Linked DNA regions of Mus musculus: regions 2, 3, 4, 5, 6 and 7 are each linked to region 1. Evidence: chromatin loops called from intact Hi-C (ENCODE). Cell type or tissue: heart. All regions are shown on one strand.

Evidence for each region. Hi-C counts contacts between places; a loop is a spot of excess contacts. Peaks named below come from ENCODE experiments on the same cell type or tissue, not always from the same donor. Only the 100,000 strongest peaks of a DNase experiment are listed, where the experiment ranks them.
Region 2: it touches region 1 in a loop (2.5-fold over the local background); 6 of 42 quality-filtered maps call a loop at or near these places.
Region 3: it touches region 1 in a loop (5-fold over the local background); 2 of 42 quality-filtered maps call a loop at or near these places.
Region 4: a loop joins it to region 1, with 2.3 times the contacts of the local background. A loop is called at or near these places in 18 of 42 quality-filtered maps.
Region 5: a loop joins it to region 1, with 3 times the contacts of the local background. A loop is called at or near these places in 7 of 42 quality-filtered maps.
Region 6: it touches region 1 in a loop (8-fold over the local background); 8 of 42 quality-filtered maps call a loop at or near these places.
Region 7: a loop joins it to region 1, with 2.2 times the contacts of the local background. A loop is called at or near these places in 10 of 42 quality-filtered maps.

What each region holds. Positions count from the first base shown.
Region 1 is chr16:13,901,784-13,905,783 of GRCm38, reverse strand. Pdxdc1 (pyridoxal-dependent decarboxylase domain containing 1) reads left to right here and starts at 2,639. Exons shown (of 23, transcript NM_053181.3): 1 at 2,639-2,869. The coding sequence starts at 2,849. It also overlaps a transcript of Mpv17l not described here. In heart, a CTCF peak has its summit at 2,125; a DNase peak (open chromatin) is centred at 2,623; H3K4me3 peaks cover 2,158 bases; H3K27ac peaks cover 1,812 bases.
Region 2 is chr16:13,818,804-13,822,803 of GRCm38, reverse strand. It overlaps Ntan1 (N-terminal Asn amidase), which reads right to left and starts at 3,553. Exons shown (of 10, transcript NM_010946.4): 1 at 3,368-3,553. The coding sequence starts at 3,448. In heart, a CTCF peak has its summit at 1,812 (motif pointing left); DNase peaks (open chromatin) are centred at 2,415 and 3,573; H3K4me3 peaks cover 1,961 bases; H3K27ac peaks cover 1,694 bases.
Region 3 is chr16:13,670,103-13,674,102 of GRCm38, reverse strand. Bfar (bifunctional apoptosis regulator) reads right to left here and starts at 2,245. Exons shown (of 8, transcript NM_025976.5): 1 at 2,025-2,245. In heart, a CTCF peak has its summit at 2,062; DNase peaks (open chromatin) are centred at 1,372 and 2,242; H3K4me3 peaks cover 1,953 bases; H3K27ac peaks cover 1,829 bases.
Region 4 is chr16:14,121,077-14,125,076 of GRCm38, reverse strand. The region is part of intron 21 of Marf1 (meiosis regulator and mRNA stability 1); the gene reads left to right. Among named protein-coding and RNA genes, the nearest start is that of Marf1, 36 kb to the left of the region's middle. In heart, a CTCF peak has its summit at 2,278 (motif pointing right); no DNase peak of the experiment used is centred here.
Region 5 is chr16:14,309,614-14,313,613 of GRCm38, reverse strand. Cep20 (centrosomal protein 20) reads left to right here. Exons shown (of 5, transcript NM_025345.2): 3 at 2,483-2,567. Among named protein-coding and RNA genes, the nearest start is that of Cep20, 5.7 kb to the left of the region's middle. In heart, a CTCF peak has its summit at 2,013 (motif pointing right); no DNase peak of the experiment used is centred here.
Region 6 is chr16:14,193,719-14,197,718 of GRCm38, reverse strand. Myh11 (myosin, heavy polypeptide 11, smooth muscle) reads left to right here. Exons shown (of 41, transcript NM_001161775.1): 41 at 2,535-3,192. The coding sequence ends at 2,667. Among named protein-coding and RNA genes, the nearest start is that of Nde1, 32 kb to the right of the region's middle. In heart, a CTCF peak has its summit at 2,107 (motif pointing right); DNase peaks (open chromatin) are centred at 2,108 and 2,938.
Region 7 is chr16:14,130,694-14,134,693 of GRCm38, reverse strand. It overlaps Marf1 (meiosis regulator and mRNA stability 1), which reads left to right. Exons shown (of 27, transcript NM_001081154.2): 14 at 1,888-2,124; 15 at 2,215-2,334; 16 at 3,072-3,247. Among named protein-coding and RNA genes, the nearest start is that of Marf1, 27 kb to the left of the region's middle. In heart, no CTCF peak of the experiment used is centred here; no DNase peak of the experiment used is centred here.

The sequences.
Region 1 (4,000 bases):
GTGTGTGCGCGTGCGCGCGCGTTCTTGAGTGTGTATGGAGGTCAGAGGGTAACTTTAGGGAGTCAGTTCTCTCCTTCCACACTGTAGGGTCTGGGGATTAAACACAGGTCATTAGGCTTGGCAGCAAACCCCACATTTTTGCATTGCTGTAGTGAATCAGTGTATATCACTGGCTTATTTTAATATTAAAGATTAAAATATTTATTTACAATATGGCTGTAATAATTCAGCTCACAGCAAAATTATGTTGTGGAATTTAAAGAAAAAAAAAACCTACATACCCCCCTCCTTTGTTTCCTTCTGGTTTACTCTTGGAGAAAAATCTCTTTTTAACATTTTATCTATTATTTTTATGTGTTTGATGTTTTGCCTGCATGCACAGTCGAGGCCAGAAGAGTACATTGGATTCCACTGGGACTAAAGATTATGAAAGCTGTGAGCTGCCATGTGAGTGTTGGAAATTGAATCCTGTTTTTAACTGCTAAGCCATCTCTCTAGCCCTCAAGGAAATTCTTACTTCACTGTGATAGCTTACACCACTTGGGAGACAGGAGGATTGCTTCAAGTTCAAGGCAGGTCAGTCTACAAATGAACAGCAGGACAGCCAGGGCTACATAGTGAGACCCTAACTCAAAAATACTAATGATGTAAACATTCACCATATACAAGCCATATGTCTGTACAGGTTGAGTCTATTTGGGGGTAGCGGTGGGATGTTGGTTTGTTTCTCTATGTAGACCAGGCTGGCCTAGAACTCACAGAGCTCTACCTGCCTCTGCCTCCTAAGTGCAGGGATTAAAGGCATGCACCACCAGGCTTGGCTTGAATCTACTTTTTAACTACTTGGAGATAATGTTACATTTATGAGCTTCTTTTTTTAAATCTTTATTACATTTTTATTTTGTGAGCTCTTGTGTGTGTGTGCATGTGTGCCACATGCAAAAGTCAGAGGACAACTCCAGAGTTGTTACTCTTTCCACTGTGAGTCTCAGGGATCAAACTCAGTCCGGGCTTAGTGGTAGAGGCCTTTACCTCTTAAGCCATCTCTACAGCCTGTGCACTGTTTTTGTTTGCTTGTTTTTATTTTGCTATTTGCTTACAAAAAATTGTGAGTGTGTAAGCACGCATATGCCAGTCGGAGAGCATCTTGCAGGAGATGGTTCTCCCTGTCCATCAGACTTAGTGGCAACCACCATTACCATCAGCACCTTAGCTGTTTGGTTTGGAGTCACCAAGCCAAGTTGTTTTGGACTTCGGCATCTCTCCTAGTCTAGCCTCCAAATCATGAGGTGGAGGAGGAGACACTTCTTGTACCTCTGCCTAAAAAAAATAAGTCTTTAATAATATTGAAGTGTTCAGAGTTGTAATGTACCAGCACAAATATTGATGGATAGTTATCTGAATACACATGTGATAAAAAAAAAGAAGAAAATAGCAACTAATCTAGCTAATGGGCACATGACTGTTCACCGAAATTCTTTTGTCCTTTCTACAGGTTTGGAAATTTTCATAACACATTGTTTTGTTCAAGCAGGAGCACATCAGTTTTCAGTCTTTGAAAGGCACCATTTCAAGCCAGGCGTGGTGGCATACTCCTTTAATCCCAACACTCAGGAGGCAGAGGCAGGCGGATTTCTGAGTTCGAGGCCAGCCTGGTCTACAGAGTGAGTTCCAGGACAGCCAGGGCTGTACAGAGAAACCGTGTCTCGAAAAACCAAAAAAGAAAGGAAAAAAAAAAAAAAGGCACTATTTCATCACTTTTTTTTTTTTTTTCCAGTTAACTGGAGAGTCACTCAAAAGCAGCACACACGATTTCTTTGCTAGGAAATGTTAACAACACAAGCAGGCCATTTATCCAAATACAAAGTAGAGACCGCCTGCAGATAATTACTACACTGACAACCCGACCCAACCTGGGGGTTTGGGGGAGCATGCTGCATAAGAAATAGAGAGGGTAGGGATAGCTTTGTGGTTTTTAGCATCATCAGACTTCTGTGCAGGAAGTTTCACTGACCACAATGGTGGTAAGATCCCATTTCACCTACCCATCAGTAGTGGAGCAATGTAGGAAACAAATCCCACGGGCTCTTACTCACTAAAAACGCACTACCCCCACCTAGCGGGTGTGAAGCGGGAATAATGAGGTGTACTGCCGGGCTGCAAGGGACTAAACCTAAAACGGATAATAATGACCTCCATATCAAATTTCTGCTCTGATATAAAATGGAAAGGCAACAGACCTACTATTATCATTATTATTACCCATCCTCCGACAAGCCATCATTGTGACATGAGGGAGGACGCCAGAACAGCGGCCTCGAATTCCTTTCTGTCTGGACTTCTGAGGAAAGAGCTGACAAAATACATCATCCCGCGCATGCGCAAGGGTGAGCGCTGGTCTTAGGCTGCTAAGGTAAATAACTACTCCATTCCTGACCGGTGTTGACGGCGGAGGACTTGAAAGCCTGGCTTGGGCCGTGCAGCTGAGTCGATAGTATTTTACCTGGTGGATATCTCATTGCGACGGTCGTCACAGGCTTCAAGTTGGACCGCCCTATAGACGGGGTTCTTGCCACCAAGCAGCGTTAGGACCGGCCGGCGTGACGCCCAAGTACGGAAGCCTAGAAGGCCCCGCCCCGGGAGGCCCCGCCCACCCGACGGGCCTAGCCCCGCCTTCAGCAAGCCGCAGGATACCTGCGGGCCGCGCTGCGGGGCAGCTCCTCCTCCTCTCCGCCCCGCCGGCTGCGGGCGGGGAGGACGTCAGCGCTGCCAGCGTGGAAACCGCTGCGGGCCGCGGGAGGCGGAAGTAGTGCCCAGCACCGCGGGCCCAGCACCGGACGCCTCAGCCATGGACGCGTCCCTGGAGAAGGTACGGAAGGAGCGGGCGGCGCTGTGGTCCCGGGTCTTCGCCACCGGGGCGACTGGTTTCCCCGTAGGACTAAGGAGTCTCGTTGGAGGAGGGCGGCCGGGCCGGGCCGGGCCGGGCCACGTCACGGGGCCCGGTGGCTGAGGGGAGGTGGGCCCGGCGCTGTCGGAGCCGGCTTTGGCTTTACCGAGGCTCGGCGTAGGACCCGGCCTGAACCCGCGCTGGTCCTGTAGGGTGACAGGAGCAATCGGTGTGGGCCCCAGAAGCGTACGGGAAGAAGTCCTAGTTGTCGCGGAGGCCCCTGCAAAAGCCACAGATGTTCAGTGCTTTCCAAGTTAGGAGACAAATTGTAACTTTTGGCGGGCGTAGGAATCACCTGGGGACCTTGGTGAAAACATGGCTTTGCAGCCTCGGGTCTCAAGCTCGGGTGGGCGGGAACTCAGTTTGTAGAGTTTAAGAAGTTTCCCCACGTGATTCCGATGCTGTAGCAAGCAAACCCCAGACTAGAACCCCTGGTATCCAGAAAGGGTTGGGTATTCTGTAACTGGTGAGTTTATTTGGGGGCTGGGAAGAGGAGGTGGTCCCAGCTGGTCTCACTACGTTTGGGTTCCTCTTTCTGAGTGAGAATCATGAGAGGACTTCAGGTCAATTCCAAGTCCATGGGAACCTGTGTCTAGCCCTGCTCACCCCTTGGGGCAACAGCAGCTTGATGGATCTGGCTACCTACTCGGGCATGTTAAATAGACTCTAATTGTTCCCATCTAAGGGCTGGCTATTGAGAACAAACAGGTCCTTGGGTTTCTTCATGGACTGTGCTTTCAGTGCCTAACGTTCTGTCCTCCCAGTCTTTTCTCTCTGTCCCTTCTCGAAATTCTGCTTATCCGGTATGATGTAAAAACCTAGCTTTCCCTACAAGTGAAATCAATCCTTCCTTCCATCCTCCCCACCAACCCTCGCCCCCTTCTTCAATCTCTCCTTGTTCAGTCCCCGGTTTTGTGAAAGTAACCCTGGCTCTTCTGTAACTCTCTGTAGACTAGGCTGGTCTCGAACTTAAAGTGATCCTCCTGCCTCTGCCTCCCAAACTGCTGATATTACAGGACTTGTTGAAAGCAGTAATTGTAGAAATTAAGCCAG
Region 2 (4,000 bases), 83 kb after region 1:
AAGGCAACTCTTATTTTTAAAAAAAAAGAAGGAAAAAAAAGCGTTTAATTGGGGCCTTGCTGAGAAGCACACAGGCATGCTGTTAAAAGCAATAGTTGAGAGTTTTGCAGCAGAGAGACACTGGGTCTGTCATGGGCTTTTGAAACCTCCATACCCACCCCCTCTGAGAAGGGCACACCTCCTATTCATTCCCAAATAGTTTTACTAGGAGCTCAAACATATGAGCCTATGTGGGCCAGTCTCACTTAAACCACCACACTGTGTCTGATCTCACAGCCCTCAACCTAGTAAATAAGAGCAAAGATACTCTCACAGCATGGGGCCTTCTACTGTGGTTGACCAATGGGTGCCTAAAATCAGACAGCAGTAAACCCAGACATACTGGGGAAGGAGTTTAACAGTAGCAATATGGGATTGCCCTAACAACAAGCTATGATGAAAGGTGTTTCAAACTTCCTAGCCAGCATGGTGGCATCTGCCTGTGAGGCTTCGAAGATCATGAGTTGGTGATCAGCTGGAGCTACAGTGAGACCTCTCATGAAAGAAGGGAGGACTGGGAGACATGCACACGACAGTTAAGTGTTCTGGAATTTTCCATCTAAAATGTTCAGGCTGGGGTTGCCCAAGGAAGTGTAACTGCAGGAAACGGGGAGGGGTACTAATCAGGCTTATGACCCACTGGGGCCGTGTACTCATAGAACACAAGAAAGAAATACAGGGAGCCAGGCATGGCGGTGCAAGCCTTTAATCCTAGAATTTGGGAGGCAGAGGTAGGCATATCTCTGTGTTCCAGGACAGCCAGGGATACAAAGAGAAACCCTGTCTCACACTACCACCACCATGACCACCACTACCCCCAGAAAAAGAAAAAGAAAGGAAGGAAGGAGAGAAAGGAGAGGAAGAAAGAAGAGAAAGACAAGAAGAGAAAAGAGAAAAGAGAAGAGAGAAGAGAAAAGAAAAGAAAAGAAAAGAAAAGAAAAGAAAAGAAAAGAAAAGAAGAGAAAAGAAAAAAGAGAAGGAGGAAGAAAGAAAGAGAAAGGAACGGACAGGGCACAGAGGAATAAGCCAGCCATGGTAGTTTATAGTTTACACTTGCAATCCTAGAACTTACAAGGCTGAGGCATACATGAGTGTGTGGAAGGCCAGCCTGGGCTATAGAGTGAAACTGTATCAGAAAAACCAAACCAAACTAAACAAGACAATATATAGTATGCTGTCATTCAAAAAGTAGATCATGAGTGGAGAGGGGAACTGCAGTCAGGATGTAATAATATATAAGAGAATAAATAAGAGAATAATTTTCTTATAACTTTTTTTTTCTTTTTGGTTTTTCCAGACAGGGTTTCTCTGTATAGCCCTGGCTGTCCTGGAACTCACTTTGCAGACCAGGCTGGCCTCAAACTTCAGAAATCCGCCTGCCTCTTCCTCCTGAGTGCTGAAATTAAAGGCGTGCGCCACCACGCCCAGCTGAGAATAATTTTTTTTAATGTATCATGATGGGCACATTGGATAATAACTCTAATCACAGTATCACTGAAGTAAGAGGTCTCAAGGCATTCACGGTCAGCTTGTCTCTCTGAAATAGAAAAGGAGGACAGGGCTCACACAGAGAGGATGCTGCAGTAGTTAAAACTGCTGTGGGAAACCTACCAGAAGTGGGGTCCCAGCACTCACAAGCCAAGACTCCCACACATGACTGTAACCCCAACTCTGAGGTGCGTGAGGCAAGAGGATGGCTAGGGCTTGCTCCATCCCAGCCTAGCTAAGACACATATTCAGGGAGAGACCGTGACTCAAAGGAATTACACACAGTGGAGAGACAGGTGCTTGATGCCACCTTCTGGCCTCCCTGTGCACACACATACACACTCACCTATGTGCGCATACATTCACACAGATAAGTACAGAAAGATCAGCATGTGCTAGTGCACATCTTTAACGCCAGCATGTGGGATGAAGGAGAGAGAAGAGCTCTTAGAGCCAGACGCCAGCCTACAGTGAGACTCCAGAGCAACACAGACCCTATCCCAAATCTTTTTAAACAGAAGATTGCCTAGCATATAAATAAAGTAGGGGAGGCAGAGGCAGGTAGATCTCAGAGTTTGAGGCCAGAATGGTCTACGGAACAAGTTCAGGACAGCCAAGGCTCCACAGAGAAATCCTGTCTCAAAAACAAAATTGAACCAAAACTTAGAAGAATGGTTGTGACCAAGGACCTGATTTTCTACTTTCCTCTACGGAGCCTTCACATCATCCCCTAAGGCAAGTGGGCCTGAAGTCCTCACTCCAACTGTTCCCCTGGCCTCTATGTGCAGCCCTCTTTGCCCTCCTCACTGGGGGCCTCCTTGGCCCCACTTCCCTGCTCTTGAAAACCAACTCTCCACTCTGCATCCTTTCTGGGCTGCGTCTCCCTAAATAAACCAAACCCTTGCTTCCGGAGACACCACCCTACATCACCTCGTCTCTGCCTCATGTAATGTGCTGCGTGGCCACTAAAACTACAAGTTTCAGACACAGGAGAGAGGCTCCTAAATCCTTGAAGTGCTGGAACTTTTCTTGTGTTATTTCTGGCTTCATCGACACAGTGTACAGTGCCTAGCCCGATTTGTAGGAGCCAGTATTAGGATCAGGCTGTCTTGAAATTCAAATTAACAGTCAGTCTCCCTGTCCCGTAGTTCTCAGGGGTCATTCTGCCCATTCACTTACCCAACAAATATTCGGTTAGCACAATGCCATCTGCTTTCAGGAAGCATTTGCTCCAGGAAGCAGATCCAGGGGAAGACAAAGCAAGTAAGCAGACAGAACCACAAACTCCACAGAGACGCAGTGCTTCACCTCTCAGAGGGAACGTGGGCATCTTTCCTTCAAGGCTATAACTGATTAGGAAACAGGTCCCGTCCTAGACTGTACTATGTGAGATCCATGGACGGGCTGAGTCCAAATTAGTATGTGGGATACTTGGTCATCACTGCCTTCACTATGAGCCCTCTTTCAGAAGTCCCCACAAGGAAAGAACAAGACTCCATCAGGGAGCAGTCCTCCCGGACCCAGCAACTTCCAAACGAATCCCTTATTTCTAGCTAAAAAATAATCCGCGCCCCTCTACGCCCTGGGGGGCAGGAATGAGCGCGCAAAGAACTGGGACCCCCGCCCACACCTTTCTGCAGCTGGGTAATGCGGGGATCCGCACGAGCGCCCCGACTTGCAGAGCCCGCCGAGTGTCCTCGCGCTGTGTACGCGCTGTGCGACCTTCCGTAAGTCACCTTAACCTCTCTGGGCCTCGTCTCACCAGGTCCCTAGTGAAAGCGCGTCGGCGGCCGGGCTGCGGAGTTCCCATCCGCCCCGAAAGCCCGGGTAGGTCGCTCACCTCCAGAGGCGGGTGCGCCCGGACCAGCTCCACAGCGGACCGTGGCAGACGGACGCGCTGCCCATCCACCAGCAGTGGCATCGTCTAGGCCGCCGCCAGGCCGAGTTAGGTGGCCACCGCCCCGCCCCGCCCCGCTCCGCTTCGCCCCGCCTCGGGGCATGCCACGCCCACCGTGGGCGCCGCGCCCACCGCGGACTCGGCCCGGATGTGTAGTCCAGGCGGACGTGGAGCAGCCCGAAGAGATCGAGGAGACGGAATAGCCCTTGGGCTGCAAGGCATCACGGGAGATGTAGTCCAAACTTTGTCGGCGTCCACTCACTACCCGTGTCCCTCCTGGCTGGTGCCAGCAGCTGTAGTCGCAGAGACTTGAGCATTAAGGACGCGGAAAGGAGAACCTCGAGGGTAGCCTCGCGCTTTGCGTCACCCAGCCCTGACCCCTGCCTCGGCCGAGTTGATTCGCAAAAGTTTATTCAGTCAACGTCCCTTTCAGCTGGCAGACGTAGTGCAGAAGGCGTGGGGAACCCGAGAATTGCGGCCCCAGCTAGCACCGCGGGGGCGTAAGCGCGGAAGAAACAGGGTCCTCACATATACCTGCTTTTGTTATATAACTCCTCCCCCTCACCCCCCACCCCC
Region 3 (4,000 bases), 230 kb after region 1:
GTTCCTCCTGAAATGACTAAGGTAATGCCATCCTGTTTTGAATGTATTTTGTCTTTCCCTTTTCCGCAACCCAATGTCTGCTTTGGATACCCATTTGAGGTTACATCTAAAATTATGCCCTGCCAGGAATGAAAGTTTACTCTGATCCTCATCTAACTTTGAGGTAAATTAAGGTCTTTGAGGTTTTTGTCTTTAAAAACTCTATCCCTGGGCAGAGGCAGCAAGGGATATTTTCAGAGGCATAAGGCCACTTATGGTCTTGTCATCAATTAAAAGGACTTAAAATTTTTTAACTGGCATAATCAGCATGGTTGTCAATAACTATCTTAAATGGATCATTACACTCCCATCTGTTAAGATTTCTGAGTCAAAAGTATCCACTCACAAGATCCAAACCGTCTTTGATGATTAATCCACTCCAAACCCAAGTTAACTGTGTAAGGTTTATCTGTGTGTTACCTAATCTGGACTATTTGGTAGAGTGTTTGCTGACTGGTTCTATCATCAGCAGTGTATAAACCGGGCATGGTGGCACACACCACTCAGGGAAATCTCTCTTTTGCATAAGTCCAGATTTCTAGACTCAGTTCAAGAGTTTCATTTTCTCCCTTCTCCATTTCCTGCTACTCAATTCAGAAAGCCAGAGAAATCAGAAGTCCAAGAATTATTCTTGGCCAGCCTGGATTACATAAAGCCTTTCTCAACAAATAAAACAAGCCAGGCATGGTGGCATTTAATCCCCACGGGCAGGTGGATTTCTGTGTATTCTCGGCCAGCCTAGTGTGAATTATTGGACAGTCAGGACTCCATAGAGAAACCCTGTCTCAAAATGCACCCCCCCCAATAAACAAACAAAGAACCAAAACCAAAGTTAAGTCTTCAGAGCGAGGCCAACCTGGGCTCCCAATCTGGTCACCCTTTGTTCTCCTCGAGCTTCATTACTTTCCATTTATCAAGCCATACTAATATTATCGCTAAAGGATTGTGGGATTAGATGTCAAACTTCGACCAGGTAAAAAGTTTGCTGACTGATAATAATAGCATTACTAACTGTCACATTTTACTGAATGCTGTTAACAGTGTGGTTAGCATTTATACTGCCAGAGAGAAAGGGGGAAAAGGGTGTGTGTGTGTGTGTGTGTGTGTGAACAGCCTGGACAGAGTACAGCTTTCCCATCAGGTTTATGGACGATATTCCCTGGCATATACCGTGCACTTTGGTCGGGACACATCCAGGCTGTTTATAAAAGAGCACTGACAAAAGTAAATAAAACTTCATCAGCACGTGCAGTCCGTACCTAAAGGTGAAAGGAAAACTCCTTCGCATTGGCCTCTCCTGGTGTGACGTTGGGGCCACTCCAAGGGCGGGCCAATGGGCTTCCGTGGGGAGGACCCAATGGCTCCCACTTTCTCTTCTCAACCAAAGTTAGGGGTTTGCCCCTTGCCCAGTTAAAGGTCCCCAGTTAGACACAGCGTCTCTCTTCTAAAACACACACACACACACACGCTCTCATCAGCACACGATTTTTGAGTCGTGTGTATGGGAATGAGAAGAGCTAAGTTCTAGGTCAGCCTCGGTGTCACTTTGGAGTCTGATGTTCCGTTATCCTCACTTCCCATTATGAAACCCTCTGCCTTGGGACAGGAAGGTGCCTCGGATTTAGCCGACGTGGCGGGCGCCCATAGCCCGCAAGTAAGTGGAAACAAGACCCATCTCTGTCACCACCCCAGGGTCGAGTGGCTCTGACCCAGACCCCGACGCGGGGGAGGACTAGAGACCTGCAGTGGCGTGGGTCTTCGCCTCGTAAGGGAAGGGGCTACGGTCCGCAGCCCTGCTGGGACGCGTCCAGGCCGGGGTGAGGAGGCCCCAGAGCCTGGACCCACCCCGCCAGCGCAGCTCCGGGAGCGGGTTCAGTCCCCGCCAGCGCAGCTCCGGGAGCGGGTTCAGTTCCGTCTCCCGCGCCGCACTCTCAAGCCAAGCGCCCTGCCGGACCATTACCACCCCACACCGTGCCGAAGCTCACCTCGCCACTAGTCCTGGTACCCACTCTGTCACCGCCACCTGCCAGGACCCCGCGGAAGTAGAGGACAAGGCTTCGCTTCCGGAAATAACCTGGGCCTAGGGGCCGACTACGATCAGCTCCCGCAACCATAGAGGAGAGACCTCTTTATGCTCTCAACCCCGTGCGACCTCCGGCTGCCTAGAGCGGCTGCTCTAGGGGCATGCGGGCGCATGCGCACCAACGCGACCCGCCCCTTCCTTTTCGTCCGAGCCAAGCACAGAAGTCACCGCCCCAGGTCTGGAGGTTCCAGCTGGATTGCGTTCCCGTATTTAGCTAGCTTTATTCAGCCATCAAAGTCTCCCACAGTGCCCGAATGCATCGTAATAGATCTTAACTTCACATTTATGAAGAAAACCACAGAAGCAGTCCTTAAAGTTTTATTTATAGAGTCGGAATTTGGGGTAAAATGGCGTTATCACATTTACTCCGCAGCTACCCACCTTGATCTAGATCTGTTGAGAACTCAATGGTACTATGTTTTCAATCTATGACGTTGTGAGACCATGCTTGGCAGGATGATCTTTGTGAGTTCGAAGCCAGTCTAGTCTACGGAGTGAATTCCAAGACAGTCAAAGCTACATAGTGAAACTTAACCAAAGAAAGAAAAAGTTCCTGTTTCTCAGTTCTGATTTAATAAACTGTTTGCAACCCCATTCACATGTACGTGCCCTCGTTCCTTCCCTTTCATTGTATCTTTATAAAAACGTGTTAATAGCCAACTCGGGTTTTGTTTGTTTGTTTGTTTGTTTGTTTGTTTTCGAGACAGGGTTTCTCTGTATAGCCCTGGCTGTCCTGGAACTCACTTTGTAGACCAGGCTGGCCTCAAACTCAGAAATCCACTTGCCTCTGCCTCCCAAGTGCTGGGATTAAAGGCATGCGCCACCAGACCCGGCAATAGCCAACTCTTTAAACAACTCTTTAAACTCTTATCTCCTATAAGCCAGCAGAGGCTGCTCTCTCAAAACCCGATTTAGGAGGAGACAGTCAGTTAGCCTAGGTGTACCCCCCAAATACAGCTTGCTTTAATTGGACAATCATTGATTTGATCTTTCAAAATTTTAACATCTCTACGTTGTTGGAGATGGGGCTGGGAATGAAGCTCAGTTGGTACACTGCTTGACTAACATACCAAGCTGTGCTGAGTTCGATCCCAGTAGCATATAAACGAACTGGGCTCGGTGGCACACCTGTAATCCCCAAACGAGGCAAGGAGTAGGCAAGAGGATTCGAAGTTGAAGGCTGTCAGGCATGGTAGCGCTTTAACCCCAGAATTCAGGAAGCAGAGGCAGGATCTCTGTGAGTTCGAAGCCAGCCTGGCCTACAAAGTGAGTCCTCTTAAGACTGCCAGGGCACTGTTGTACAGAGAAGCTCTGTCTTGAAAAAGAAAAAAAAGTTTAAGACTATGGAGACTTAGCTATGGAATGAGTTTGAGATCAGCCACCTCTAAAGGAATAAATGAGAGTGTTCTTTTCAAGTTGGTAAAGAGTAAAACTGATTTGTGCTAGCAGAATTTACTTTCTAGAGAGTGATCTAGTAAAGGTAGAAACCTTTTTTTCTTCATTGTGATAACAGATACATAACAGAATTTACCATTTAAGATTATTTTTCCTTATTAAGACACAGCCCTGGGCTGGTGAGATGGCTAAGAACACTGGGAGCTCTTCCAGAGGTCTTGAGTTCAATTCCCAGCAACCACATGGTGGCTCACAACCATCTGTAATGGGATCTGATGCCATCTTCAGGCAGCAGATACATATGCAGGAGAGCACACATATATTATAAATAAATAAATAAATAAATAAATAAATAAGACACAACCTTTGTAGAACAGGTTTAGTCCTGAATTCAAATGAACTCTCCAGATGGTTGGATTGCAGGTGTGTCCCACCATACTTCCCCTGTTTGTTTGTAGACAGGGTTTCTCTGTGTACCCCTGG
Region 4 (4,000 bases), 220 kb before region 1:
AAATAGCCTTAGGCAGCACAATAGCTGGGCAGCTGCTTACCCCTCCAAGTTATCACTTACTATTTAACATGTTTCATCTGGGCTGCTCTTAATTACAGTTGGGCAGCCCTCAAGGCCACGCTCTCTTGGCCCTTGGCTGTTGCGAGAAATATTAAAAAATGAACCATCATGTTCCTGCACTTGTGCCAGCAACGCTCTCCCCAGCGGCCTCGCTGGCCATGCGCTGGCGGGCAGTGACAGACCTGTTTGTATCTCTTGGAGACTCTGACTCAGTTCCAGAATGTCTCCAGCCAGCCCACTAAGTTCCCACTGGTGAGTCTCTACCACACCAGCCCCATGCTCCAAATCCCCCATGGCCTTTGTGAGGCACCTCAGGCAAACTCAGGCTTTGCTGTACCTTTCTCTCTTGAACCCAGTTGAGCCTCTGTGTGAAGGAAAACACAACACAAACTTAGTTCAGTTCAGAAACGACAGTAAAATCCTAATCTTGTAGGCCTTATTAAATCTAAATCCTTTGGTGGCTAATCCTGACAGATCTGCCATTGAAACTGGGAGACTCTCATAGCTACATCTTGTCCTCACCCTATCCCCATCCTAAAAGACCTCTCTCTTGCTTCCTCTCTTCCTCCGTCCAACCCGTAAGTCCCTCTTACTCACCCGGTGATTAGCTCCTTTTTTCACTAGGGGATTGGTTCACAAGAATAGCACCAGGTCCATCCATAACACATGGCAGCTCTCTTTCTCCCTCCTGCGTATCCTTCTTCTATTCTATGACTGCTCTTTCTTCTCCCTCCTCCTGGCCCTCTCTCTCCAAGCCCATGAAACCTAAACCCTACCTATATCTGTTCTGCCCAGCTATTGACATCTTTATTTACCAATCACAATTAACTGGGGACCTTGTCACAGGGGCTATGGTACAGACTCCAGGTCTTGTGGCCCCTCACTTAGCATTACAATAGACAGTAAAAGATACACCCTCCACAAGTTAAGGCAACTGTTTAAAGAAAAGAGGGCTCAGAGCTTAAGCTAGAAGAGCTCAGAGAAGGTGTGACTTGTGGAGTCGGGTGTGGAAGAGCACTGTGCACGTGGGGAGCTGATGCTTGCCAGGGATGAATGGGAGGGATGAGTGTGCCATAGAGTGCCATGAGTGTGCTGTAGATTCAGAAGCTGATGTCTGGGCACATGGTGGGAGCTGGCCAGATGGCCACAATGGAAAGGACGTAAGGGGCAAAAGAACTTAGACTATTGACAGCAATATCAGTGAACCTGTGGCCCTTAGTGCTAAGATAGACAGAAAGCTGAGTAACAAAAGCCTGGCTTATAATCCCAGGACCTAAGGAGGCTGAAGCAGGAAGACTTGAAATTTAAGGCCAGCCTAAGCAACTTAACAAAACCCTATCTCCAACTTAAAAAAATTAAAAATAAAAATAAAAAGACTAGAGTTATAGCTCAGTGGTAGAAAGTTTGCCCAGCTTGCAAAGCCCTGCATTCAGTCCTCACTACTGAGGCTAGGGAGAAACAGAAGCAGGAGGAAAGGATCATGTGAGACTTGAAAGAAGATGGGGAATTGAAGACAGTAGCTCTGTCTAGGGGGCAGGAACAGATCCATCCTCTCCTTTCTTATGTAATTAAAAGGCAGGCAAGGAGTGTTAACAGAAATCCTGAGGAGTCCTGGCAGAGCCAGCATTGATATGTGAGAAATGGGAAGTTTGAGTTTCTTTTTGGCATTCTCAGTTTCATGGGCAAAAATAAGAATAGACTCAAAGTGGAAGCTGGAGGTTGCTTATTAGAGTTTTAAAGAAAAAAATCCCCAGACTGGCAGTCTGTAAATCTTGCAGTGTCTTGAAGAGAATCGAATGGAGAAAAGGGGGGTGGGGGTAAGACATGCCATTTGAGAAGCTAGCACAGAGGTCAGCCACATGGCAGGGAAGGGAGTTTTACAGAAAATGTAAGGAAGCCCAAAGTACCAGGGAACATATGCTTAGGCTCTGGCCATATCTGAAAGAAAAGACAGAAGAGAAGAAAAAGGAAAGTTAGGCCTTCCAAATCAGGATTCTGAAAGATGCGCGGGCCCAGCCAGGCTTCATGTTGGCTTGTGGGTGGGGGTTGGAAATTCTGGAAAGGAAAAGGACATTGTCTTATGATAAACCCACCTCTCAGTTAGCTAGGCCTTTGTCCTGCCCAACAGAATCAGCTGTTTTCAAAGAATATTTATTTGTTTATTTTTATTTATATGGGTATTTTGCTTGCATGTATGTCTGTGCACCACATGTATGCAGTGCCTATGAAAGCCAGAAGAGGGCATTGGATCCTCTGGGACTGGAGTTAAAAATGGTGTGATCTGCCAAGCTGGGAATTGAACCCTGGTCCTCTGGAAGAGTAGCCAGTATTCTTAACCAATGAGCCATCTCTCTAGCCCTTTTCTTACTAATAGAAGGGCTGAGCAATGAATTGCTTCTGTCTTCCATTCCATGTTTACCCCAGACACCCTATGATGTGTATGAATGAAGAATTTAGAAGTAGGTAAAGACAGAGCCTGGAATGGATCTCTCTGGAGAAGTGTCTGCAGTGGAATCAATTAGAAGTTGAGGGATTGAAAACCATGATATGTATGACAGGTCCAGGTCTCCCCAGTGTCCACTGGCCAAGATGTCAGTATGGGTGGGCTTAGGTAAATAGGAAGGTTGTAAGCCAGGACTAGGGAAGGATGTGGCTCCCTTGGTTGAGTGCTTCCTCACCATACACTAAGCGCTCAATTGCTTCATCCCTGTGCTGCATAAATTGGACGTGGTGTACCCTACTGCAGCCAGGGTCTGTGTTGATATCTATGGCCCATGTTACTACCAAAGGCCATAGCCATGCTGATGTCCATTGTCTATGCTGCAGCCTGAGGTCTTGTTGATGTCTGTGGTTTGGACTGCCTCTGAAGGCCTTTCTGGGTTCATGGTCCTACTGAAGCTAGGGTCTGTGTTTGTGGTCTATGCCAGAAACCTTATGGAAGCCCCTGATTCATGTTCCCACTGACTGTAAAGAGCAAGGAAGGTACTTCAGCAGTAGTATCAGTGACTGTAGATGCATAGATGAGAGAGAGGGACATGGAAGGCTTCTGTGACAACCGCTATCCCTACTTCGAGCCCCACGACAAAAAAGGAAACAGCCATTGAAAACAGGAGGCCATTAAGGACAACTCTTTAAAAGTATGTTAAGGATGCAGAAGTGTAGTTCTCGGCTATTGATGGCTTCTAGTTGGGGTTTGGGGAAGGAAAGACTCAGTTGTAGTTAAGAGGCGAGCCACTGAGAGTTTGGTCATGCTCCAGTGAGTAGATAAGTAACACAGATCGAATGTGGAGAGGGGGTGTTACAAAGTGGGGGCGGTCATGGAGGAACTGGGAAGTGAGTGTGATCTGGGTGTATAATATGAAATTCTCAAAGAACTAATATAAATATTATGTTGGGAAAAAAGGCAGCATTGGCAATCATCTAGGATTCTAAGATAGTAACTCAGATGTTTTTGACTCGTGTCTGCTGATTGAGTGCCTGCTTTCTCATTTATTTTTTAAAGATTTATATTTATATGTATATGTGTGTTTGCCTGCTTGTTTGTGTGTGCATAAGTATCAATGCAGTGCCTGTGGAATCCAGAGGGCAGCATTGGATCACCTGGAACCAGAGTTACAGGTGGTTGTGCCTCCTTATATGAGTGCTGGGAACTGAACCTGGGTCCTCTGCAAGAAAACCAAGTGTCTTAACTGCCGAGCCATCTCCAGTCCCCTCATTCCCCTACTTTCAAAGCAGGCTATGTGAACAGCTCTACTACCACTGTAGGAGTGAGAGTCTGCTACCATGTTCCTACCTCAGTTCAGAGCATGCCTGGAAAGTAAAGAGATGCTGATGCTGGACTGAGTCCAGAGTCCTAAAGAGACAAGCATATGTGGCTGTAGGCAGGGAGCCATTTGATCCTCACAGAAGGCAAAGCCATTGGGCAAGAAGCGTACGGGGA
Region 5 (4,000 bases), 410 kb before region 1:
CTCTGTAGTGGTAGGAGCGCTTTGGCCCAAGAGCTCTCTGGATTCACAAATGGAAGAACGCACGCGCACGAGCGCTTCAGTTACTTTTGATATGCCTTGACTAGTTCAGTGGCTGGGCACTTCTAAACTTCCCCCGTGACTAGCACACATGCCCCTCTGGTATTCCTGAGTTAACAGCTTTCTATTTATTTATTTATTTATTTATTTATTTAGGTTTTTTGAGACAGGGTTTCTCTGTGTAGCTCTGGCTGTCTTGGAACTCACTCTGTAGACCAGGCTGGCCTTGAACTCAGAAATCTTCCTGCCTCTGTCTCCCAAGTGCTGGGATTAAAGGCATGCACCACCACTGCCCGGTGAGTTAACATCTTTTAAAATCTATATTTCATCTCTGCTACCCTGTTACCTTCTGGGGAACTCACCCTATAGGGTCCTCATTCCTTTCCGCCTGCATGGCTGGAAGGTTTTTCTCTTGCAGCTCTTGAATCTGATCCTCCTCCTTCCTAGTCATGGTGATTCTCGCCTCCCTCTCGCCCGTCTCAGTCTCCTGCCGGAGCAGTCTAAAAGTCCTGCCCTGTCTCCCCATTCAGCCAATGGCTGTACAGCAATTCTTTATTATTACTCGAAGCCAGCTGAGGACAGGGACCCCTCAGTCTAGAGGCTTTTTGGGAGCTCAAATAAGACAGAGCTCTGCATGTGATATTAAGCATACATTCTCATAAAGGATAGTGATTCTGCCATGCTGAAGGATCTCTAAAGATAGTATCACTGTCTGTTTCCCTCAGTTTTTTATAGCTGGCTGTATAATACCTTTAACACTCCAGAGGAGAGCAAGAAAAAGGAAAAAAAAAATGAAAACCGTGTCAGTTAGGTGTGTTGGAATTGAGTGCCCCTAGGATGAAATCATGACAGTGCTGTTTCATATGAAATGTTTTAGTGTTTTAGATTGGTATGCTTGCTCATGCCTATAGTCTGAGAAACTCAAGGGGCTAAAGCAGAAAGGCACTGCTTCAAAATATAAAATAGCTGGAGCTCAGTGGTGGAACATTTATTTGCCAGAGCTTAATTCCCCGTCACTGGTAGGAGGCTCGGGGAGGGGCGAATGGGAGGTTGATGATGGGACATGGCTGAGTTTCTGTTCATCAGGTTTGCTTTTTTCAAAATGTCATATATATGGAAGTCTAAAGGCGTTTGATACTTGCCTCACTTCACCTAATATAGTGCACTACAAAGCATTAAAGGTGGTGGTGGCACACACCTTTAGTCCCAGCACTTGGGAGGCAGAGGCAGATGGATCTCTTGAGTTCAAGGCCAGCCTGGTCTACAGAGTGAGTTGCAGGGCAGCCAGGACTACACAGAGAAACCCTGTCTCAAAAAACCAAGCAAAATAAGCACTGGCAGTTGGGGCTGACTTTGTACCTGTGGATAGGGGATGCTGCGGCTGGGCTGCTTTAGCTGCTCTATACTTTGTGACTGCCATGAATCAGATCCGCAGAAACATTTACAGGAAAGGTTTTTAAAATCTCATTTCGCCATATTGTCTGGAAAGTGAATGCTTCCTTTCAGGCAATAACCTACCACTGCTTTCACCTGGCTCTAGCATTTAATCTTCTCCCCAGGAAGATGGTGGCTCATACACGTAGCACTCCGGAAACAAGGTCAGAAGACTCCCTGCAAGTTGAAGGCCTGACTAGGACACATAGCTGAATTTGAAGCAAGTCTGGGCTAGACTGAGAGTCAGTCTAGAAATATAATAATTAATTTTAATCTTAGAATTACTCTCCGTGAATGGAATATTGATTGATTGATTGATTGAGACAAGGCTTCTTTGTGTACCCATGGCTGTCCTGGAACTTTCTATGTAGACCAGGCTAGCCTCGAACTCAAGAGATCCACATGCCTCTGCTTCCCAAGTGCTGGGCTTAAAGTCATAATCGTGAGCCACTATGGCACAACTAAAAGAATTTCTTTTTAATTATAAGTGTTCTATCTGCATTTACACTTGCGTTCCAGAAGAGGGCAGCAGGTTCCTCTGTAGATGGTCGTGCGCCATCATGTGGTTGCTGGGAATTGAACTTGGGACCTCTGGACGAACAGCCTCTTAACCTCTAAGTCATCTCACCAGCCCTAAATGTATATTTTTAAAATGAGTTATTTAGTATTACCATGTGTTTATAAACTATGGACATCTCAGAAAACACACTAAAGTCTAGTATTGTAGTTTTAGATGCAGAAACCATATTACCAATCACAAATTAAGGATAAAACTAAGTATGTGTTAAACTGTAATTAAGCTCCACATTTAATTGTTTGGGTATATGTTAACATCATAAACTCATGTATATGTTAGCTCTGTCTTGAATGTGCTGTCAGCATTCTTCCAAAATCTGAGAAATGTATCTACCTGGGAGGTATGGTTATTATCAAAGTTGAATTTGCCTTTTAGATTAATAGACTCAGTGTTTTCCTGAATTTTTCCCTCCAGAATCTGGTCAACCTGTAGTTCCATTGGACAGACAGTTTCTCATCCGTGAACTAAATGCCTTTGAAGAATCAAAGGATAACTCAATGTAAGAAGTTTTTAAAAAGAGGTTTGCACATGTTATCATCAGATCCTAATGGCATAGTGCTGGCTATGATTTATTTTAATCCAACAGGAACTTATTTAGGTTTATTGTATGTTACACATTTTACAATATCTAAGAAGTGTAGACCAAACATCTGAGGTCTCTGCTGCAGCTGAGCTCTCTGTGGCCTCTGAGGACTGAATACTTAGCCAACCTGCTTCCCTGCATCACTCCCTTTCTTTCCCTCCCTCCCCACCCCTTCCTTCCTTTGGGGGCTTCCTCCCCCCCATCAGTTTCTCACAGTGGTGGTAATTGACACAGGGCCTTGTATGTGCAGCAAGCCCTTTACCCTGAGCAGTGACCCTGGCCCAGCCCTCTACTTCTTTCTTTTTTAAGCTGCTTTTCTTTTCTTTTCTTTTCTTTTCTTTTCTTTTCTTTTCTTTTCTTTCTTTCTTTTTTTTAATAGTCCCAGCTGTCTTGGAACTCTAGCTCTGTTCTAGCTCAGCCTTGAAATCACAGATGTCCAGTTGACTCTACCTCCAGAGTGCTGGGACTAAAGGCATACACCACCAACAACTGGCTTTTTTAAACTTAAAAAAAATGTATGTATATAGGTGTTTTGTCTGCATGCATGTCTGTACACCACATACGTGCCTGATTCCCTCAGAGGCCTTGGAGCTGGAGTTACAGGTGATTGTAAGGCACCATGTGGGTGCTGGGCATTGAAGCTGGACCTCTAGAACAGCGAGTGCTCTGAACCGCTCTGAGACATTGCTCCAGCTCCTCCCCCTTCTTTCTAAGAATGACTCTTCTTGGCCTCTTGATCTTTTTTTTCTTCTTTGTAAAGCTTTGTTCTTCGAGTTGTTTCTTCTTCATATTTAACTCTTCCTCCTTCCTTCCTTCCTTCACTTCAATGTAGGAACTAACTCAGATCTCATCTCTAAACAGAGGAAAGGGGCCTTCCAGTCAGCTTCCTCTTATCCCACCTCTGCTTTATAGCTTATCATTGCCAGACCTGTTGTGTCTGCCCTCTGCTTTCACGTTACCATCCCCTTCTCTTCTGCTGCCTGCATCGGAAATTGTTCCTTCTCCTCCTCTACATGAGTCATTTCTTAGTTCCTTCCCTGTGTTTAATGCCTTTTATATTTTTCCAGAGTCCCTAACTGGTTAATTGGTTAGCTTGTACCTAGTGCCAGAGTGCACAGCTCAGAGAAACCTTTCCTTGCTGAAAACTTCTTTGAAGATTTATGTTTTCCTTCTAAAAGTTCATGGATTTTTTTCATTTGTTTTTGTGGTATAATTATATTTTAATATAAAGTTTTTTTTTTTAAGATTTTTAAAAATTTATTTATTTTATGTATATGAGTACACTGTAGCTGTACAGATGGTTGTGAACCTTCATGTGTTTGTTGGGAATTGAATTTCTAGGATCTCTG
Region 6 (4,000 bases), 290 kb before region 1:
GATTTAAAAATACTGCATGTTGGAGTTTTTGTTGTTATTTTAGTTTGGTTTGTTGTTTTGAGACAGCGTCTGATGTAGCTCAGTTTGGCCTTGAGCTACAAATCTTCCTGTTTCTGCCTCCCAAGTGCTACAATGACAGGTGTGTACTGCTATACATGACAGGTGTGTACTGCTATACTCTTTTAAGTGATGCTGAGGACGGAACCCAGGGCTTCGTGCATGGTAAACACGCACTTTACCAACTGTGCTTTTGCTGGGATTACTCTTACCTGCATGCGGAGCCACTATTACACTGTCAAGACTCTCATCGTGTTGTAAGGTTGACACCCCGTGGAGTACATATGGCATCTTACTCTTTGCACACACCCCTAAAGAATGGACATGGTTTCTAACTGACTGGGTCACGATTCCAGAATAAAATAAGCCCAGGGCCACAGTGACCGCAGCCCAGAAACTCATCTACTCATGGTTCAGCATGTCCTGTCAAAGGACATGAGCACTCCCTGCCCCAGCACAGATGCCAGGGCTTCACACGGCTTGAACTGGGGCTCACAGCTTACTGCATCTTCAGTGCATGAGGGTGGGAATTGGACACCAACTGTAGGAACTTTTTCTGGAGGCCTCATGGGCATGTACATGTCCAGAGATAGGAGAATAAACTCAAAGCACATGGAGCCTTTGTCAAAAGGAGGCGTCTGCTTCCCTAGGATTTTAAGCACCTTTATTCCTCCATAGTGTATCCAGGCAACAATGGCTCAATGGAGTCCCCAGTATCTCATGCTGAGCTCAAGGATATCCTTGCTTAGAGCCACCTGTTCTTTGTAGAGTTTCAACTTTGCTCTTGCTGTCAAATACTTTAAATTATGGAGGTCTTGCAGAGAGCATCCCCAAGGATACAAGGGGGATCAGAGGAGCCCCCAGTCAGCAGGAAACAAAGTCTGATTTCCTGTGGAGACTTCTCACAGCACCTAGAATAAACTAGGTTATTAGTGCTTGGAAAGATCCACAGTTCTCCAGAATGAGACCCTGGAGGTTTTAAAGCAAACCTGTGTTTCAGGAGCCCTATAACTGAGAGTTGGTATCAACCTTTTGTCTTGGATTTAGAACTGCTTCCTCCTATAGTGATCCCTGAGCTGGAACAATGCCGCTGTAGTCTCTTGATGAGAGGGTATGACTTGTTTCTGAAATGTAGGGATAAACCCTTTGAGTCAACAAATATAAACTGTTCCAAACGGCAAAAAGTGTCTAGAGCCTTAATGTAGACTTAGACACTCTTTCTAGCCCCAGGACACCACCCATTGGGTTCAGAAGCCAAAGTGTAGCCATGAGGAGAGGGGCACTGACTGTCATCCCTCTATACCACAGTCCAGGCCCTTCACCCTCTCAAGAGAAGAAGCCCTTCTGAAATGGCCCTCTGAAGCTGGCCCCAGTGTCTTATTCTGGGAGTGGCTACAACTTTAAGCATTTATTCTTGATTGCTACATCTCAAGAAAACCCCAAAGTGTTTACACAGGGAGGCCCCTATCTGCTGTGTATTACCTGTCTAATGTGTTCCTTTGGGGAAAAGAATGGGTCAGTGGGTGGGCACACCATCATGGCTTCTCCCTCCAGCCTCCTTATGGCCAGCAAGTTGCTTTTGTTACCCAATGTTGGTTTTCTAAACTGTACTAAAATGTGTTAGCACCTGTATTCACATTCAGGTCAAACAGGGCTGTGCTGACCCAACAAGATCATGTGTTAGGTCACTGAAAATCCACATAACCTTTTGTGATAGCAAAAGCTAGCTTCAAGTAAACTGACCTGTCCCCCTTTCTGTCCACTTTCCTCTCTTGCCCAAGGCTGCATGCTATATATCTAGCCTTTCCAGTAAAATCAGCCACTTGGATAGCCAGGATGGGTGGGACATGCAGAGGCTGAAAGCTGGAGTAGTGAAGATTCAGGGCTGTCCTGCCCACTAGAACAAAAATGTACCTCAGATTAACAATTTTTCAACTATTCATTTGAACATCTACTTTGTGTTCTGCATCATGTGACCATGATGAGGAAAATACACTCAAATTAGACACCATCTCTCTACCATGGGGGAATCTCAGAGCAGGAAGCTACACACCAGCAGATGGCGCTGTGTCACCCTTCAACTAAAGCTTGTACTCTGAGAAACTCTCCCTCTCCACTTTGAAAACCTAAAATCATGCCTTTTTTTTATTCCTGTGGGAAATTATAGATAAAACAGCACTAGGCCTGCTGTTTTATCTATAATTTTACAACCTTCTACCTGATGACACCAGGCCTGTGCGCTACCCTACACCTGTTTTGGCCTTTTTCTTTTCCCAACCCAACACAAGACCAGAATCCTATTTTAATATTTTAAAACCAATAATCCCATGCCAAATGAATAGATAGGACTCACCCTGAATTTGTTTGTGACTCGTTCATGTTGAGTGTGTGTTTGATCTCACCTTGATCTTGCCTCTTCCAATCACTGGGAGATTTTCTTACTAAAGACAAGTGTATTTTCTGTTTCAAACCCATAGGAGAGGAAACGAGGCTTCATTTGTTCCTTCCAGAAGGGCTGGGGGCCGTAGAGTTATTGAAAACACAGATGGTTCTGAAGAAGAAATGGACGCTCGGGACTCAGACTTCAATGGAACCAAAGCCAGTGAATAAATTCAGGATTGGACACCATGTCAGGGAAAACAGAACACTAAACGACAGCAGAGCCCAGCAGACTGCTTAGCACTTGTGTCCATTCGTTCTCAAGTCACAGAAATCACTCCACCCCTCACCAGGAGTCAACCACAGCCCTGCACAAAGGGTGTGAATTCAAGTTCTTAGATGGGCTATCAGAGAAAAATCCAAATAAGACGTACAGGTCAGGAGCCACAGTCACCAGCAACTTTGTTTACATGAAATGAGGAAGTTACATGAATGGGTGCCACAGCCCCCAACCCACTCCCAACCTTTCCCTGACCTGCCTGACCTTCCAGTTTGGGAGGAAATCCCGTTTGAAAATTCCCTTCCCTTTCCTGCCTGCCACACCTCAGACACACAGTTCACTTCGCCCAAGTGACTTTTTTAGTCATCTGAATTAAAAAAAGAAACACTGCTCCCAGAGCGAGCGGAGCAGAGCAATCACACTTATTTGCACCCATGGTCACTTTCACTAATAAAAGGTTGTAAGTCACGAGAAAGGAGTTGGCTCTTCTGTCCAGCTGTTGTCTTGGCAACTCGTTTAATCCTCTCAGTGATCCCACTACAAGAAAGTGTACACGAAGCCCAAATGAATTCTGTGTTTAGAACTGGGCCCTGTGTCCAAGCTGCACAAAGATCGCAGCATCCCCCAAACACAAAGTCCATGGTACTTCTGGACCCAAGCCTTTTGAGGGCAGCACATTCAACCAATATTTTAAGTACAAAGTTTCTTTCATCTGTTTAAATTGCAATACAGTATTTTGGCCTAGCAGAGGGGGTCAGCAGGACACCTCTATTAAGGCCAGACATGCAGTATTTAGGACTGCTGCTCACTACCCACAGTGCAGGCCTGATGACCTGAGTTTGATCCTTGGAATTCACATAAAGTTAGGTGTACTCTGACCACTACATGAGTGTTGGGGCATATACTCTCTCACGCACAAATAATGGACTTAAATACTTCAGATTTGTAGACCACATCTGCCTCTATAACACATTCATCTTCAAACAAAATGCGCAAAACCATTAAAAACAAAACAAAAAGCAAAAACCACTTAGGGCATGGTGGCCCATGTCCATAATCCTTGGGCTTGGAAGGCTGAGGCAGGGCTGACCATAACTCCAAGGCTATCTCACCCTACCCCCAACAACCATTTAAGAAAAGTGTTCTTAGCATGAAAACCCTACAGAAGCAGGCCAGGGCCCTTTAATTCTCCAACTACAGTGCTTAAGGGAGACAGGGAGACATGCTTGGCAAAAGTTCTAGCCATGCAAACTTTCCTAAAGCCCGACTCAACAGATTTAAAAA
Region 7 (4,000 bases), 230 kb before region 1:
TCTCAGGAAGAGGGAGAAAAGAGGCAATGTTCTATGCCAGTCAATTGTGTGCTGATGTAATTGGAGTACAAAGAACTATGACATAGAAATTTTAAGCCTCTTTGAGACCTGGTGGCTGGCATTTGGGAGTGGAGGCCAGAGGAGTTCGAGACATACTCATCTGTGCATTCCAGACATGAGATGGCTGTCTGAAAAAGTAAATAGATGGATGGATAGATGGTGGGTGGGCTAGAGTAGAGGTTCTCAAACCTGTATATAGTGACCCCTTTGGGGTTGAATGACCCTTTCACAGGGATAACATACCAGGTATCCTGCATATCAGGTAGCTACATTGCTATTCATAACAGTAGCAAAATTACAGTTATGAAGTAGCAACAAAAATAATTTTATGGGTAGGAGTCACCACAACATGAGGAACTGTATTAAAGGGTCACAGTATTAGGAAGGTTGAGAACCACTGGACTAGAGAGATGATTCAACAGTTAGGAGGAAAACTGACTGCTCTTGTAGTAGACCCAGATTCAATTCCCAGCACATGGCAGCTCACATCTACTTATAACTATCTGCAGTGGATCTGGCCCTTTTCTGACCTTCAAGAGCACCATACATACATGGTGCACAGACATATATGTAGGCAAAACATGTACATACATCAAAGAATAATTTTTAAAGACAGTCTTTTTTTTTTTTTTAAAGGACTGGTGTTGGGTAGGAAACAAGATGGCAGAGCTAAACATATGGGACATGTTTAACAGGAAGCAGTTTGTTGAGTAGAAGGTTGTGTTGGGTCTTGGTTTTGGACATAAAAGTTGTAGCGCATCCTTGGAATCTCAATGTAGAGAGAGTTGGAGTGCTATTTTGGAGGCTCTGTGTGAGTGATGTTGGCTCTGAAAGCAATAGCTGCTATTTGGTTTAGAGGCATTATTTATGATGGGCAGGGAAGCAGATAGAACCAGAAGAGGTGGAAGGGAAAGCTGGATGGAAGGCTAAGGAATAAAGCAAGGTCCCAGAGGGTAAGGGAAAGTAAAGAAAGTATGTGGAAAGAGAACATGCCAGACATGGGGGGGAGGGGACCTGGGGGATGAGGTTTGAGGACAACTGGCTTAGAGCCAGGAAGGAAGAGGTTAGAGCCTGAATGGATGTCAATCCTGAGAGGTTAGTTATTTTCTCTCTAAAGAAGATGGGAGTTTAGGAGCAAGAATAAGAGAGCACAGAGAGAATGCATATCTTCCTGTGTGGGGAGACTCCAGAGACTGGTGTTGGTAGGGATGAAGCTTGATGGATGTAGGCACTAGGAATAGAACCTGGAGAGGTAAAAAGGAATTAACTAATACCCAGGCCTAATCACACTTGGTCCTCACTTAGCAGGTGTGGTACAAATTACACAACATTTAAAGACAGCAAAGTTGAGACTCAAACCGGTTGTGTGTCTTAATTAAGTTTATAAAAGGCTGAAGTAGAGTCAGCATGTGAACTCAAATCTGTCTGCATCCAGAGCCTGGGCCATTATTCTCCAGCTGTAGCAGGTCCAGCTCAGAATTGAGGAGTCCAGGTACAGAGGGGAGTGGTCCAAAAGTTGAAATCAGTGTAATTCGAACAGCTCTCTAAAGGAGTGTACTTCAGAGGGCAGTGGTTGGAGGTAACACATGTTGAGAGCACTCCCATCTTAGACACTGAGGACACTGGCATGGGAAGGCGCTATGAAATGGTAGTACAGTTGTAGCCAGCAGGGAGCCATGTGGTTTCAAGAGTAAGTGAACTTAGTCAGTAGTTTCATTTTACTCTTGGAGGATGGGAAAGCCATTCTGTGTTGTCTTATTAAACAGGTCAGGTATTTCTACAAATCAAAGGAAACATTCTAAACCAACATCTCTTTCCTGTTCTTAGGTATGGACACAAGTTAAATGTGTCTGATTTATATAAATTAACAGACACTATTGCAATCCGTGAACAGGGAAACGGGCGATTGGTGTGTCTCTTACCTAGTAATCAGGCCCGCCAGAGCCCCCTGGGCTCTTCCCAGTCACATGATGGCTCCTCCTCAAACTGCAGCCCAGTTCTGTTTGAAGAGTTGGAGTATCACGAACCTGTCTGCAAGCAGCACTGCTCTAACAAGGACTTCAGGTACATCAGTGCCCTCCAAAAAGTGTGAGCAGGGAATGCTTTCCACTCCTGAGAAGTCAGTCAGCTCACTGTTTGCTCTCTTTCCTGCAGTGAACTTGTGTTTGATCCAGACTCTTACAAGATTCCTTTTGTGGTTCTCTCTTTGAAAGTGTTCGCACCTCAAGTTCATAGTCTTCTGCAGACCCACCAGGGCACTGTGCCTTTGCTAAGGTGAGCCATGTTAGCCATTGGGAGTAAAGCGCTGATAGGGTCATTCCTGGAGTCTGCCTACTGATGGAAGCAAGGATTAGAAGGAGGGCTCTGTCCTAAGGTTGAAGCTTCGAGAAATAGATTGTGCACTTAGTATTTCAACGAGAAACTGGGTTTATGTTGAATTTCACAAAAGTGAGAACAGTTTCTTCATCACAGGAAAGAGATGCTTTCAATTTGGAAGCTGCACAAGTGCCATGAGAGTGCGTCATTTCCCCTGTGTACAGGGGCCGAGGCGGTAAGGGAGATCATTCATCAGAGGGCATTGCATCACTCTGGGCTGCAGACAAAGGCCAACTCGAGACTTGGTGGCCTTGACAACCCACAGTGCTCTATCTAACTCCCTACTGAACCCTGCCCAGGCATTTTACAGCTATTAGAGTGTGTCACAGAGGGCTGGTGAGCTGGCTCAGTGGGGAGGAGCATTGACTGCTCTTCCAAAGGTCCTGAGTTCAAATCCCAGCAACCACATGGTGGCTCACAACCATCCGTAACGAGACCTGATGCCCTCTTCTGGTGTGTCTGAAGACAGCTACAGTGTACTTACATATAAGAAATAAATCTTAAAAAAAAAAAAAAAGAATGTGTCACAGAGACAGTGCTCCAGCAGCTGCTTCTCACCAGATACACTGGTTAAAGCCTGCTATTCTGCCAGCACTGCCCTTTTCCTTACTCTCACTTACCTTTCATCCCTTCAGCTTTCCAGATTGCTATGCTGCGGAGTTTGGTGACCTAGAAATTACGCAAGACAGCCACAAGGGTGTCCCCTTAGAGCACTTCATCACCTGCATTCCAGGAGTGAACATTGCCACTGCTCAGAATGGCGTCAAAGTAGTGAAGTGGATTCACAACAAGCCCCCACCTCCCAACACTGGTAGGTGGGCCAGGGTCAGAGATTGAGCCCTAAACTCCCACCTGTCTTCTGGGAGGACAGGAGGAAGCTGTGGGTTTGATTTCAAACAGCAGCACCATTTTCACCAGAATGTCTCCTCCAATCTTAAAACTCCCCAGATGTTAAGGACTTGGTAGAACCTGACTTCTGAAGATACCAAAATTGGGCCAGCATGCTGGCTCAGAGAATAAAGACACCCACCATGAAGCCTAAAAATCTTAAGTTTGAACACCAGGATACACATGGTGGGAGGAGAGAGCCAGCTCCCATGTTCATGAGTGTACACACGCACACAAACACACACGCACACAAACACAGACACTCGTCCTTTTCTTTGACTCTAATGTGTCTTCCTTCTTCGGCTTGCACTTCTGTTTAAAGGTAGAAGAGTAACTGGAAGCCTGGCCTGAGTCAGCAGCTCTGGGGGAGGCCTGGACAGAAGCTCCTTCCTAAACCTTGTCCTCCTCTCTCAGTCTTAGGCTGCTCGGGGCAGACTCCACGGGAGACTCAGCCTCTCTCTGTGCTGAGTCCACAAATCCCCTCAACTTCTCGATAAAGTTTCATCTTCTTTTTTTTTTTTATTGGAAGTAGTGTCTTATATAACCAAGGCTTGTCATAAATTCATAATCCTCTTGCTTCAGCCTCCTCTGCCTCAATGCTGAGATTAATTTAAGGACATTTGCCGCTATACTCGCTCTATTTAGGCTTTTTTAAAAAAATAATTTATTTGTATTT